Linked DNA regions of Homo sapiens: all the other regions are linked to region 1. Evidence: chromatin loops called from intact Hi-C (ENCODE). Cell type or tissue: PC-3. All regions are shown on one strand.

The links. Hi-C counts contacts between places; a loop is a spot of excess contacts. Peaks named below come from ENCODE experiments on the same cell type or tissue, not always from the same donor. Only the 100,000 strongest peaks of a DNase experiment are listed, where the experiment ranks them.
Region 2: it touches region 1 in a loop (3-fold over the local background); 4 of 110 quality-filtered maps call a loop at or near these places.
Region 3: a loop joins it to region 1, with 4 times the contacts of the local background. A loop is called at or near these places in 4 of 110 quality-filtered maps.

The regions. Positions count from the first base shown.
Region 1 is chr13:103,194,442-103,196,941 of GRCh38, forward strand. No RefSeq gene overlaps it. Among named protein-coding and RNA genes, the nearest start is that of SLC10A2, 130 kb to the left of the region's middle. In PC-3, no CTCF peak of the experiment used is centred here; a DNase peak (open chromatin) is centred at 1,540; H3K27ac peaks cover 1,821 bases.
Region 2 is chr13:103,353,449-103,355,948 of GRCh38, forward strand. No RefSeq gene overlaps it. Among named protein-coding and RNA genes, the nearest start is that of LINC01309, 71 kb to the right of the region's middle. In PC-3, no CTCF peak of the experiment used is centred here; no DNase peak of the experiment used is centred here.
Region 3 is chr13:103,321,285-103,323,784 of GRCh38, forward strand. No RefSeq gene overlaps it. Among named protein-coding and RNA genes, the nearest start is that of LINC01309, 100 kb to the right of the region's middle. In PC-3, no CTCF peak of the experiment used is centred here; no DNase peak of the experiment used is centred here.

The DNA of each region.
Region 1 (2,500 bases):
TAAAATTGTTTAGAGAACAAAGATAGCACTACTTATCCTGAACTTGCGTCAGCCCCAGAGATGGTATTATACATGCCCCAAGTGGAGTGAGGATTTGGGGACCCTTAGGTCTGCTGCAGACAGAAACAATTTTCACAGATTGGCTTAAAACTTTTAGATTGGGGCATTGAGAAGTTTCAGAATAGAAGGGAAACAATTTTCAAATGTGAGTATAGGAGGATACTACAAAACTATTAGCTATATAGGAGAGAAGCACGGCATTGCTGGAAGCTTCTAAGTATCAGTGTCAAAAAGATAGGGATTGAGAGTCACATTTACATGCTGAAGAGCTGTGTGACTTCAGCTATAGTTATCAATCACTCTGTTTCCTGTTCTGTGAAATGCAGGCCAAACAAGGTAATTACGAACATTAGACATTAGAGATGTGAAGCATGCATGTTATTTTCTTTTGCTTTCATGGGTATGTATCATATAGTTCTACTTCTGTTTCCATCTTCCAGCATGACCTGTGGAGTTAACTGGACTTCTGTGTAACATCAGTATTAAACGTTAACAGTATTGCACAAATATTGACTTTTTAAAAGATGACTAAATGGACAGTAGCAGTAACTCATGTCCTTGTTTACATCCTGACAGTATTGATTAAACTTACAAGGGTATTGTACTATGCCAAGTGCTTTCCCTATGTGAACTCATTTAGTTCCCTCACCCACCCTGTGGAGGAGGTATTAGTATCTCATTTTGCAGCTGGAGGAAACTAGGGTCTAGAGAGCTAAAATGATTTGCCTAGGACTGCTAAGTGGTGGATTTGGGGCTGGAATGCATCCCGTAGGACTGCCATGGACCCTCTTGCATGTTCCATTAGAATGTGGCAGCAGAACTGCAGTGCGCGCACACACACACACACACACACACATACACACAAGCTAAAGTCACGTAAAAAATGGTCTGTTTTGCTGGGGCAACAGTATTACTAAGTGTGGTGATACTATGTTTTCTAATTTAACCATAATATTCCTAGCTCTAATTTCTTTCCATAGGGAGGTTCAAAAAACTTTAATACAAGATGAGCAAAATGCTTTCTCTTATAAGATATGAATCTAGAAGGACTCAACATTCTTTTTTCTTTTTTTTTCTGTTTAGTTTGTTGATGTTTTCCGAGAACTTAGAACAATATCCAGCATATAGTAGGTGCTGAAAAATATTTTTGAACAAGTATAGTAAAAAATGTCTTAGAATATAATCTTGGTTTAATCATAAGGTAGTATCACTTTAAAAAAAATTCTACAAAATAACCCAATTGGATTCCTCCCATCATCTAAACCAGTGAGTGAGTGTCTCAGACAATCAGGTTTGGATCCACACTCTATGGCTTTATTATTTGGTGCAAGTATAATTATTTAGATTTAGTTCTGAGTTTCTTTTTTTCTTCCTCTTCCTCTGTTTGCACCTAGGATTGTATCTGACAGTGTAGTTGACTCAATTTAATAAGAAAAGAGACAGAACACTTAGTCAGTGGCTGACACACAGTGATGACAAATATTTGTTTGTCTTCCTTCTCTCTATGACTTAATGACATGTCAGCTTACGATGTGCCTCTGTTGATATTTGTAAAATGTCTAGACTAACTTTGAGAGAGTGATATCAGTGAGATGGGAAGGGTTCTCATTTGTTTTAACAAAATGCATTATCCCCAAATGCCATAATGGATTTTCCATTAACAAATAGCGCATTCAGATTCCAAGCTGGAAGACAAGTAGCTATGTCTTTGTTGTAAGATTTCATAAAACAGATTACTTTTGTCTTTATTTTGTTTGACCTCAGCTGAAAGACAATTTTCATGTAGTTAAAGCCATTTTGGAAAAAAATCACGTGTAACCATCAACATCTGAAAATACTAAAATCTCTTGGTCTAGATACTTTATATTCGCATTTCTTGCAGCAGTTTTTTGTCATTCTATCTACATGATATGAAATGACCACCGTGCATATGTAAAATTGCTTCTGGGAGCTTCCTAATGTTTATCCCATATTGTGTTACAATTATTTTTGGCATCTAGAGGCAACATTTCCCTCTCAATCTAGACTTAGCAGTTCTTTTTTAATCCTCTGCCTTTGAAACAACATATTGGCAGATTGTTTGTTCTTATCTGAGGTTCGGGGAGTTCCCTGGAGTTTTAAAATATATGCTTTCTCATAAGCCTCATGTGGAAGTTACTGTTTTAATTCTTCTCCCCCACCATGCTCCTTGTTCTCTTCTTTGGGACAAACTCCCCACATCCTGCTGCAGGCTCTCCAGCTTCTCCAGTCTGTAAGCAGCTCCAGTCACTGCTATACTGTAGTCAGACTTCTTTAAATTTGAATTCTGCTAACATTTGTAACCTCAGTAAGATTGGGGTGGATTGAGTTTTGTCCCTGGAAATGCCACATAGATCCAGCACCAGGTATTATGGACAAAGAAGCAGAACGTGGGATTTTTCATATTTTATCTCAGTGTCTG
Region 2 (2,500 bases), 160 kb after region 1:
GTGCTCTGCAAATATGTCACATTTAATCCTTACCACAGCCCTGTACGATAGGTATCCTTTAGTCCAGATGGGAAGATTGAGGCTCAGGGAGGCCAATTTGGTGAAGAGCATATAGGTAGCAAGTGACAAATTTGGTGTCTGATCTTAGATAAGTGTGATGCAAAAGCTCCTGTTATTCCAGGACTACCACCAGCTCCAGACCTGTGAAGAACGTCTCATTTTATGATCATGCTACATAAGATGTGATGGTTTCATCCATTTTTTTCTAGGTTATCCTGTGGCTAATGGACAGTTGCCAAACCTCAGTGCTTTATGGCAACAAAAGTTTATTCTCACTCATATTAATTGTTGATATACATATACTCTTCATGTCATATTTATTTTGGGTTGATGCTGGAGGAATAGAGCAAAGACCGGACAATACAGTGGCTCTTAAAGCTTCTTACAGTAAAACACGTCACTTCTGTTCACATTCCATTGGCCACAGCTGGTCACATGGCCAAACCTTAGTAAGTATTATATGACTTATATTCATCCCATAGGGATAGTCCCTGGGGTGGGAAATGTTAGAAAATACAGTGAATACTTTAAACAAATAATCTACCACATGTGATTTCTGCATTACAATGCACGCGGTAGGGTTTGCGACACCATGCTTTCCTGGACTTCCTCATGTTTTGGTGGCTCCTCTGTATAAGTTTCTCTTACTGGCTCTTTCTCTTTCTCTAACTGATGTCTAAACACAAGAGAGTCCTATAATGCATTTCAGGCACTCCTTCTCTACGCTCCAACTCTTGATGACCTCATCTGGTATGGCTTTAATTACCATCAACATGCTGATGACTGTCTAATTTATCTTTCAAATCCTGACCTCTCTGGGGTCCAGCTGTCTTATGTTATCTCCACTTGAAATTCTAATATGCAGCTCAAATGTAATATGTCCAAAATTGAACTTCTGATTCGTATCCATCCCTACCCCAGCTGGCAATCTTCCCTGTTGTAGTAAATGGTACCAGCCACCACCCAGTGACTCAAAGGAGAAGTCTAGGCTCCCTCCCTTTTCCTTACTCCTACCTCAAATCCATCAACCACACATGTTATTTATATCTTTCAGATAATTCCTCAAAATGTCCATGTCCTCTGACTATAAATGCCAACACACTAACGCAAGCCTCTCTCATTTCTCACCTTGATTACTGCAGTAGTTAACTGACTTCTATACTTTTCTTTTCTCACTATAACTCATGTTTCACATAGTAGTCAGAAAGATCTTACAAAAGTACAAATGAGGTTAAGCCTTTTCCTTTGCTAAAAACCTTCTGAAGAATTAACATTGTATTTAGAAAAAAAGGTCCAAGGTCCAGGTCATAGACTGCAAGGCCCTAAATGATCTGGCAATTGGGTTCAAGAGTATCCCCCCAAAAATTTATGTCTACTGGCCGGGGGTGGTGGCTCACGCCTGTAATCCCAGCACTTTGGGAGGCCGAGGCGGGCGGATCACGAGGTCAGGAGATGGAGATCATCCTGGCTAACATGGTGAAACCCCGTCTCTACTAAAAATACAAAAAATTAGCTGGGCGTGGTGGCAGGCACCTGTAGTCCCAGCTACTCCTGAGGCTGAGGCAGGAGAATGGCGTGAACCTGGGAGGTGGGGCTTGCAGTGAGACAAGATTGTGCCACTGCACTCCAGCCGGGGCGACACAGCGAGACTCCGTCTCAAAAAAAATTAAAAAAATAAAAAATTAGGTCTACCTGGAAACTCAGAACATGACCCTATTTGGAAATAGAGTCCTTTAAGATGTCATTCGTTGTGATGAGGTCATACTGGATTAGCATTAGCCCTAAATCCAATGTGATGGGTGTCCTTAAGAAGAGAAAAGACACAAAGATACTGAGAAGATACACAGGGAAGAAAGCCATGTGAAGATGGAGGCAGAGGTCAGAGTGATGCTGCTACAAAATAAGAAACACCAAAAAATGTTGCCAACCACCAGCAGCTACAAGAGAGGTATAGAGACCAGACTCTCCCTCAGAGCCTCTGGAAGGAACCAACTCTACTAACGCCTCCTAAACTGTGAGCTAAAAAATGTCTGTTGTTTTAGGCCTTGCAGTTTGTATTAATTCATAATGGCAGCCCAAGGAAGCTAACACAGCTGCCTGCTGTCCTTGCCTCATCCCACCCCTGCACTCATGCCGTGATGCCACCCTGGCCTCCTTTTCATTCCAAAGCTTAGTCTCATCTTGAGGCCTTTGAACTTGCTCTCCTCATTATGTCTGAAAGCTTTCCAGGACTTCCTCCTTTATATCCGTATGTTTCTGCTCCACTACTTAACCTCTGATATTGGTTCTACATGTTCACAGTAAGTCCCTGGTTTGGGTATATGTAGAAAGTGTTTGTTGCATTTACTGTTGTCACCCATTTCTATACTTAAGGAAGTCAAAGAGAGGTGTGTATATTTGAAGCATCTTTAAACAGTAAGATTAAGTTGGTTCCAACTGT
Region 3 (2,500 bases), 130 kb after region 1:
AATAGAGCTAGCATATGACTCAACAATCCCACTACTGGACATTTATTCAAAGGAAAGAAAATCAGTGTATCTAGGAGACATCTGTGCCCCCATGTTTCTTGCAGCACTATTCATAATAACCAAGATATAGAATCAACTATATCAAGCTGTCCAATAATAGATGAATGGGTACAGAAAATGTGGTAAATATACACAATGTAATGCCATAAGCCTTAAAAAGAATAAAATCATTTTATTTCTGGAAACATGGATGGAAATAGAGGACGTTACATTCTCACTCATATGTAGAAGCTAAAAAAAAGTTGACCTCGTTGAAGTAAAAAGTCAAACAGAGAATACTGTAGGCTGGGAAGTTGGGGAGGGACAGGAGGGACAGGGAAAGATTTGTTAAAGGATGCAAAAGTGTTTTGTGTTTGTTTTTCTGAGACGGAGTCTCACTCTGTCGCCCAGGATGGAGTGCATTGGTGTGATCTCGGCTCACTGCAACCTCCGTCTCCCAGGTTCAAGTGATTCTCCTGCCTCAGCCTCTGGAGTAGCTAGGATTACGGGTACCCGATACCACGCCCAGCTAATCTTTGTATTTTTTTTAGTAGAGATGGGGTTTCACCTTTTTGGTCAGGCTGGTTTTGAACTCCTGACCTCAAGCAATCCACCCGCCTCGGCCTCCCAAAGTGCTGGGATTATATAACTTCTAGTGTTCTATATCACTGTAGGATAACCATACTTGACAATAATAGAGAGCTTCAAATAGCTGGGAGGAGGATATTGAATATTCCCAATATAAAGAAATAATAAGTGTTTGAGATGATGGTTATCCTAATTACCCTGATCTGATCACTATACATTATATTTATTGAAATATCACTATATAGTCCATGAATATGTACAATTATAATTTGTCAATTAAAAAATAAAAGTAGTAGCTCAAAACAAAAGAAAAAAAAAAAAAAAAGAAACCCTGTACCATTAGCAATCACTCCTGTTCTCTCCTTCCAGACCCTGGAAACCACTAATGTAGTTTGTTTCTCTATACTTGCCTATTCTAGGTTTGCCATATAAGTGGGATCGTACAAGTGTTGCCATGTGTGCCTGGCTTCTTTCGCTTAGAACAATGTTTTCAGGGTTCCTCTAAGTGTAGCATATGTCGGTTCTTCATTCTTTTTCACCGATAAGTAATATTCCATTGTGTAAATATACCACTGTTGCTTATCTGTTTGTCCATTTATGGACATTTACATTGTTTTCACTTTTTGGCTAGTATGAATGATGCTGGTATAAATGTTTACGAATAAGTTTTGCTTAGAGGTGTGTTTTCAATGTTCTTGAGCTTATATACAGGAGTAGCATTGCTAGGTCATTTTGATAACATGTTTAACTTTTTGAAGTACTACCAAACTGTTTTCCAAAGTTTCTGTACCATTTTATCAACAATCCATGTATATTCTAACTCCCCACATTCTTGCCCACACTCGTTGTTATCCATTTTTAATTGTAGCCATCTTTTGCTTGTGAAATGGCATCAAATTTTGAATTCTATTTGCGTTTTCATGATGACTAATAATACTGAGCGTCTTTTTAGATGCTTATTGGTCATTTGTATATTTGAATAATTATTCAAATCCTTTCCCCTTTTAAAATTATTTGTCTTTTTGTTGTTGACATGTAGGAGTTCTCTATATATTCTGGATATTAGACCTTTAAAAGTCATATGATTTGCAAATATTTTCTCCCATTCTGTGGTAACGTCACTTGATGAACAAAAGTTTTTCTTTTTTAATTTCGATTAAGTGTAATTTATCTTTTTTCTCTCGTTTTTTTGTGGTTTTGGCATCATATCTGATAAATCATTGCCAAGTGTGAGGTCATAAAGGTTTACCTCCACGTTTTCTTCCAAGAGTTTTATAGTTTTAGCTCTTGCATGTAGATCTTTGATATATTTTAAGTTAATTTTTGTATATCCTGTGAGGTAAAGGTCCGATTTCTCTCTTTTACCTTTGGCTGTCTGGTTGTTTGAGCACAATTTATTGAAAAGGTGGTGATTCTTTTCCAATTGTCTTTGCATCCTTATAAAAATTAATTGACAATAAATGTCAGGATTTATTTCTGGACTCTAAAGTCTATTGCATTCATTCTTGTGACAGTACCACACAGTCTTTATTGCTATAATTTTGTGTTAAGTTTCAAAATCAAGGAGTGTGTATCCCCCACGTTATACTTCTTTTTTAAGATTGTTTCTGGCAGTTTGGGGTCCATAGACTTTTAATATAAATATTAGAACCAGCTAGTCAACTGAAACCAAAAAATCCCCAGTAACACCCAGCCATTATTTATATAGGAATTACATTAAATCTGCAAGTAATTTTGAGGACTGTTATTAAGTTTTCCAATCTATGGACATGGGATGTCTTTCTATTTATTTAATTTTAAGTATATAAGTCATGTACCACTTTTGTTAATTTACTCCTACATGTTTTTAATGCAATTGTAAGGGAAGAGTTTT